3 separate regions of the Mus musculus genome follow, and all the other regions are linked to region 2. The links are chromatin loops, found by intact Hi-C in ENCODE. Cell type or tissue: heart. All regions are shown on one strand. Region 1 overlaps Mtmr3 (myotubularin related protein 3). Region 2 has its middle 2.5 kb from the start of Gm11961. Region 3 overlaps Mtmr3 (myotubularin related protein 3).

Region 1 (2,500 bases), 48 kb before region 2:
CTAAGGCAGTTTACATATTCATTAAAAAGTATGTATGCATTAACTTCTTTAATTTTAAAAAATTCTGAGGCTGACAAGCTGGCTCAATGCATGAAGGTACCTGCTAGCAAACACAATGACCTGAGTTCTAACCCTAGGGTGCACGGGTGAAACTGAGCTAACTCACACAACTTGTCTGTCCCCTGACCTGAGGGCATGCAAATGAACACAAACAAACAACACAATAAAAATAGTTAATTTTAAAAAAGTATTAGTATGTTCTGTGTATTTGGCTATGTATGTATCTGTGTACCAAATATGTCTGATGCTTTTGGAGTACAGAAGAGAGCCTCTCCTCAAACAAGCTACAGATGATTGAGTGCCAGCCACTGTATGGATGCTGAGAATCAAATCTGAGTCTTTTGGATAAACTTTTTAAATAAAAGAAAATTTTTGCTTTAGAGGTAACAGTTTAAGAATACTCATGTAAACAAGTTACTCCCATTTATTCTCTAAGTGGGTTTTTCTAGAAGTGAAGTTTGCTAAACTAACAATGCTCTATGAAAATTCCCAGCCTTTTCAGATTCTGTAGTAAAGATACAAAAGGACTAGGCATGTTCGACCCAAGGTTCACACGTGTCCCAGAACAGAGTATGCCCAAATACACTTATAGTCAATGTCAAGTCACAACATCAAAATGTTGGATCAGAGCCAGGCAGTGGTAGTACACAGCTTTAATCCCAGCACTCGGAACAGGAGGCAGAGGCAGGTGAGTCTCTTGAGTTCAAGGCCAGTCTTATCTACAGAGTGAATTCCAGGATAGCCAAGGTTACACAGAGAAACCCTGTCTTAAAAAAACAAACAAAAGGGCTGGAGAGATGGCTCAGTGGTTAAGAGCACTAGCACTGACTGCTCTTCCAGAGGGCCTGGATTCAATTCCCAGAAACCAAATGGTGGCTCACAGCCCAACCACTAGTCTGATGCCCTCTTCTGGTGTGTCTAAAGACAGCTACAAATGTACTCATATAAATTAAATAAATAAAACTTTAAAACATTTGGTATAGCATTGGAAATGTAAATGAGCTAAATACCTAATAAAAAAAAATGGAAAAAAAAAAAAAAAACTTTAAAACAAACAAAAAGCTGAATCAGCTAGATATTATATTTGAGTGTACATACATGTACAGGTCAAGTATCAATATCAAGTGTCTTACTCAATTACTCTCTACTTTATTTTCTGAGACAGGCTCTCTCACTGAACCCAGAACCCATGATTCCACTGAGACAGTGAAATCTCTTGCCTTAACCAGCACTGGGATTATAGACATACACCTGGTTTTTTATGTGGGTGATAGGATACAAACTCTTCAGGCTTATATACGTTCTATCAAGCACGCTTCCAACTGAGTCATCTCTTCAGCCACAGGCACTTTACTTTTTCCATCAAAACAATAAATACATGGGCATACATACATGTGTATACTTTCTAGCACCTTTAGTTGTAATTATCAAAATCTAAAAACAATACAATAAAATAAGAGATATAAACTGTGGCATATTCATACAACAAAATACTATTCTGAAGTAAAAACTGATTACTGATAACCAAAAACAGGATGAGTATCAAATCACACTATATCAAGTACAATATGCCATATTATAACCTCTGCCTTTCAAAGGCAGAATCACTGCATGTTCAAAGCCACCCTAGTATACACAGGAAGTTTCAGGACAGCCAGAAATACATATAGTGAGATGCCATCTCACTATAAAGGCTGCATGCTGTGTGGCCCATACATAGAATTTTAAAATAGACAAAGCCATAAAAAGAAAACAAACAGCCAGAGACCAGACTAACTACACAAAGGACTGCAAGAAAAGTGTTTGTGATTATCAAATAAACTATTCTTCCTTGATCATAATAGTTTTTACAAAATTATGTGTCTAAAACTAAACACTAGGGGCTGGAGAGATGGCTCAGCGGTTAAGAGCACTCACTGCTCTTCCAAAAGTCCTGAGTTCAAATCCCAGCAACCACATGGTGGCTCACAGCCACCCGTAATGATATCTGATGCCCCCTTCTGGTGTGTCTGAAGGCAGCTACAGTGTACTTATAATAATAAATAAATATTTAAAAAACTAAACACTGCTATATGTAAAGTATATCTTAGTAAAGAATAATTTTAAACCATACATGTGATAGAATCTTAATTATTTCCAGCAGCAGAAACAAGATATTGGGTGGCAGGCAAGAACAAAAAACTTTTCTCCATTATACACCTTGCCTAGAAATCTAAAGAATGTTTGTAAAATCTTTCAAGAGGCTGAGAGATGGCCCAGCGGTTAAGGGTGCTTGCTGCTCTTCCAGACGACTTGGTTCTGAGTACTTACATGACAGTTCACAAGAGTCTGCAACTCCAATTACAGAGAACCCAGTACCCTCTCCTGACCTCTACAGGCACCAGGTACACATGTGGTACACAGAGATACATAGAGAGAACACACTCACTCATGTTAAAAT
Region 2 (2,500 bases):
GGCCAGCCTGAGACCCAGTCTCAAAAACAAACAATCAAACAAACAAACAACCACACCCAAAGCTGAAACAATGGCCCCATAGGTAAAGTACTTGCTGCACTCGAGGGAGGAGCTGAGGTTGGATCCTCAGAACCTACATAAATGCCATTGCACTACCAAGTACGTAAGGAATCCCAACACTCCTACAGGAACGTGGAGGAGGCAGGAGAGTCCCAGGAGAAGAAGTTTGAGTGGCAGTTAGCCTGATATACACATGGGAGAACAACAAAGAGATCATGCCCCAAACAAGTCAAAGGCAAGACCAACACCCAAAATTTTCTTCTGAGCATATATGCACTCTCTCTCTCTCTCTCTCTCATACACACACACACACACACACACACACACACACACACACACACACAGAAAACTTGAACATACAAACCATCAAGTTTCCCACCATCCTGTCTGTTGGAGATGTCTCGAAAGTCCCTCCTCTCACATCCTGTGTGAAAAGTACACAGTGATACAGAATTTAAAAACCAAAGCTTAAATAAATGTTTATCTTGTCTTCACATGGCTCTCCCTACCCCTACCCCTGCCCCTGCCCTCTGTGATTTAACTGTGTCCAGTCTCGGGGAATTGTCTCCCTTTCTGTTGCCCCACACTGGTGGCTATGGAGAGAATAGGAAGCACCAGTTGTCACTCTGTGGGTGACCTGCATAGCACTTCCATGCTGCACACCCCCACCCCACCCCCACCCCACACTGCAAGGAGACTTCAGTGTCAATGCCCGCTCAGTGGCCAGGCAACCCTGAGCAGGTCCCATCCTCTCCCTGCAGGTCAGTTTCTTCATTCATAGATGAGAGGCTTGGATTTCCTGTTTATTAAGATTCCTCACTGCCTCGTGCTGCCGCTGCCCTCTGATTCCTACAGCGTGGTAACCCGGATTGCTCTGCTTTAACCTCTGTGTTGCTCACAGACCAGTGGCGGGGAAACAAGACAACTGCTCTTTGTGGATTAGAATGAGAGGATAACCAGCTGCCTTCAAATCAAACCTTCCACCTTCAAAGCCAGGAAGCCTGCCCTTCATAATCATTTAACTTGATCTTCTCACTAAAGCCAAGGGTTGGGAGAGCATTGGAGAATGTGGAGCGGCTGCTTTGCTGTTAGAGGCCCAGTGCTCATTCTCTGGATTCTTCCGGAATCAGCAAAAGCTTTGATGGACTCAGCAAGGGCAGGGGGGTTGGGGCGATGCTGAGCAGAGGCCTATTGACAGAAAGCCTGGCTTAATGGAAAACTGCTGAAGACAACAGTTGCTGACCAGGGATGGAGTGGATTATGAAACCCTATATTTATGTAACACTTTGCAATTAGTTATTTCTCTTGAGGGTGACTTCTTTACACATTGTCACCTCGCACATGAACCTCCCTCATTCAGTAGTCTCCCTGGCTTTGCTAGATTGCAAATAAAAACAGCCGCCCAGCATCTAGATAGAGAAAAGAGAGAATGTGTGGGGAAGAAGGCTAGTTCCTCCCTCCTTTGAACCATGCCTGGCCTTATTGGCTTGGGAAATAGCTTCAGCAGTAATGTGCTTGCTAGGCAAGCATGAAGATCTGAGTTTGATTCCTAGTGCCCATGTAGAAATCTGAATGTGGAGCCAGTGAGATGGCTCAGAGGGTAACGGTATCTGCTACCAAGCCTGAGAGCCTGTGTTTAATCCTGAAACCCGCATAGTAAAAGGAGACTTATGTTTTGACCTGCACAAATGGCCACATTCACTCTGTGTGTGTGTGTGTGTGTGTGTGTGTGTGTGTGTGTGTGTGTGTTGAGAAAAGGTCTTACTATTTACCCCTGGTTGGTCTGGAACTTGCTATGTGAACCAGGTTGGTCTTGAGCTTATGTCAATCCTTCTGCATCTGCCTGAAAGGTTCTAGAACTACAGGGATGTACCACCACACCCTGCTTTGACTAGCTTCCATCTAAAACATGGAAGAAGTGATGCCATGTGAGTTCCAGAGCCTACAGCTTGAGAAGTCTGGCAGCTCCCACCTTTACCCTTTTGGGGACTCATGGTTGGAAGATAAAATGTTCCCCAGTCTCAGGTGTTGGATGCTTTGTCCCTAGATGGTAAGGCTATTTGGGGATGTGGTGGAAGGGAGCTGTGGTCTGGTGAGGAAGTAGGCTACTAGGGGGATGGTTTTAAGGGCTACATCTGGTCCCCAGCTCTGCTCTGCTCCTGGCTTACTGTGTACACACTACTGCTGCCATGATGTTCTGCCTCACCTAGAAAGCCAAGACTATGACCTGAAAGCTCTAAAACCAGGGAATGAAGCAAATCCTTCCTCCTTTAAGTTGCTTTTGGCAAGTGACCAGGGCATAATGGTGCTAACACTGACTGCTACAGACCCAAGCCACCACGACAAAAACTCAGACATCCCTAAGGGTCTTCACTCAACACTGTTCAGATTTACTTCCAGACAGCTCCACTGTAGAGGCTGGGCTGCGTGTTGTAGGGCA
Region 3 (2,500 bases), 110 kb before region 2:
CATGGTTTCCAGAGGGCTTTCATAAACCTCATGTATTAGAGGTAGAAGAGAATTTACTAAATTGAACTCTGGCATTAACACACTTGATCTTCAAGATACCCATATTAATTTGGAGCGGAAGAATATGAAATGTTCCAGTTTGACAAAGGAAACTGAAGGTCAGAGAGTTTACGTGGCTTGCCTAGTATTATTTTCAGTTAAACATAGAGTATGGGTTTGAATTCAGCCTTTTGAATTCTAAAATCAAGACTTTACCCACTTCATTCCCCCCACCCCATGTTTCACAGGCCTACAGAAAGAGAGAGGACGCTGGACAGCTGTACTGGTTGGTATACATCATCAGGAAGGACAGAGCCTGAAGACCCAACCACAGGACAACCCATCTTAGGAATATCCTAAAAGCCAGCTAAAAAAGAAACAACTAAAATTACCAAGGGAACAGAAAAGTTATCTTTAAAAGTTTGTTGTGAAAGCTGAGTGTTGGTAGCACAAACCTTTAATCCCAGCACTTGGGAGGCAGAGGCAGGTGGATTTCTGAGTTGGAGGCCAGCCTGGTCTACAGAGTGAGTTCTAGGACAGCCAGAGCTACACAGAGAAACCCTGTCTCGAAAAACCAGAAAAAAAAATTTGAAAAGAGCCACATTTTTTGTTTGTTTAGATTTGAGATAGGATTTCACTATGTAAGGCTAGCTAGCCTAGAACTTGCAATGTAGACCAGGCTAGTGTTGAACTCACAGAGATCTGTTGCCTCTCTGTCTCCTGAGTGCTGGGATTAAAGGTGTGCATCACCACACCCAGCAAAAGTTGGGTTGAATTTAGTTTAAAACATAATGATAGGGGCTAGGAAGGTGATTCAGTAGTGCTTGCTGGGCAAGCAAAAGGACCTAAATCTGGATCTTTAATACCCATGTAAAAAGCAGAGCACCGTGGCACATGCCTACAATCCTAGTCCTGGGAAGGCAAAGATAGAAAGATTGCTGGAGCTTGGTGCCCACTACAACTGATTAACTTGGTGAGCTTTAACCTCTCTTTAAAAATAAGGTAGCCATCCATAAAGGAAAATACACAAATCACTCTTACCTCCATACATGTTGTAGTTCACACACACACACACACACACACACACACACACACACACACGCAAACACACACTAGTTGACACTACAAATAATTGCCTTAGCATACACAAAATTTAGGGTTCAATCCTAGCATATCACACACACACAGACACACACAAATATCTCTGTCTCACTCGCTCACTCACTCTCACACACACAGATGCCATTTTAATGAAAGATCAGGAAAAAAGTAAGAAAATAAAGTGAGAAATTAAGTATTTTTGCATAAATGTCCAAGGCTAATCTGGTTCAAAGACTACTAAATACTATTTAACATGAAATGTTACTGAAAATGCACAGCTTCCTTCCACTAGGGTCCCATAATCCCCACAAACCTCCTTATAGTCATTTTTGGCCTAGGAAGCTAATATATCAAACACAGTTTGTTTTTTTTCCCCTTCCCCTGAAAAGCAAGAGATATGTTGTACTAAACTAATGGGAAAGTAATGGGACAAAGCTAGATGACAGAGATTGAAGGCATGACTCCTGTGGGTTCCCATTTCATGATAAAGGCCTCCAAGCAAAGCTTCAGAAGTCTAGCCTACCTGGTCTGCACAGGTCTCCATGCTGCTCCTTTTCACTGGCGTAGACCTCCATGCACCAAGCATGGTATGCAAATGAGAAGAGATCTTCTATTTTACCAGGTGGTCGGATTGCATTGTTCAATCTCTTAAGCCAATCTTGACATTGCTCAAAGGTTGGGAACTGACACCTTTGCAAAGCAAAACAGATATAAACGTCATCAGGTGACATTCGATAATGACTCAGTCTAAGAAAAGCCACCATTTCAAGAGTGTCTAGCCATAATGACGATGAGTGAAGAAAACATCAGACATAGTCATTTACTACACTTACAATAAAAACAGATGCAACACATTTTAGCCAGGGGTGCAAAAAGAAAAAAAAAGGAAGTTGGACATATGGAAAAATCTATTATTTTGATCTAATGAATCTCTTCTAAAAGTAATTAATAGTGATTATCAAAGTAAAGTAATCGTTTTGTCTCTTTGATGATCAGGTCTCACCCTACTTCTTTAGCTTGTTTTATAGTTCTCTCTCTCTCTCTCTTTTGTTTTTCAAGACAGGGTTTCTCTGTGTAGCCCTGGCTGTCCTGGAACTCACTTTGTAGACCAGGCTGGCCTCAAACTCAGAAATCTGCCTGCCTCTGCTTCCCAAGTATTGGGATTAAAGGTGGGCGGCACCACTGCCCAGCTACAGTTATCTCTCTTAAGAAATATGTTCAGGGCTGGTGAGATGGCTCAGTTGGTAAGAGTACCCGACTGCTCTTCCGAAAGTCCGGAGTTCAAATCCCAGCAACCACATGGTGGCTCACAACCATCCATAACGAAATCTGACACCCTCTTCTGGAGTGTCTGAAGACA

The links. Hi-C counts contacts between places; a loop is a spot of excess contacts. Peaks named below come from ENCODE experiments on the same cell type or tissue, not always from the same donor. Only the 100,000 strongest peaks of a DNase experiment are listed, where the experiment ranks them.
Region 1: it touches region 2 in a loop (2.2-fold over the local background); 13 of 42 quality-filtered maps call a loop at or near these places.
Region 3: a loop joins it to region 2, with 2.5 times the contacts of the local background. A loop is called at or near these places in 5 of 42 quality-filtered maps.

What each region holds. Positions count from the first base shown.
Region 1 is chr11:4,581,449-4,583,948 of GRCm38, forward strand. The region is part of intron 1 of Mtmr3 (myotubularin related protein 3); the gene reads right to left. Among named protein-coding and RNA genes, the nearest start is that of Mtmr3, 12 kb to the right of the region's middle. In heart, no CTCF peak of the experiment used is centred here; no DNase peak of the experiment used is centred here.
Region 2 is chr11:4,628,994-4,631,493 of GRCm38, forward strand. It overlaps a transcript of Gm11961 not described here. Among named protein-coding and RNA genes, the nearest start is that of Gm11961, 2.5 kb to the left of the region's middle. In heart, no CTCF peak of the experiment used is centred here; a DNase peak (open chromatin) is centred at 1,178; H3K27ac peaks cover 2,500 bases.
Region 3 is chr11:4,516,078-4,518,577 of GRCm38, forward strand. It overlaps Mtmr3 (myotubularin related protein 3), which reads right to left. Exons shown (of 19, transcript NM_001373897.1): 6 at 1,664-1,830. Among named protein-coding and RNA genes, the nearest start is that of Hormad2, 76 kb to the left of the region's middle. In heart, no CTCF peak of the experiment used is centred here; no DNase peak of the experiment used is centred here.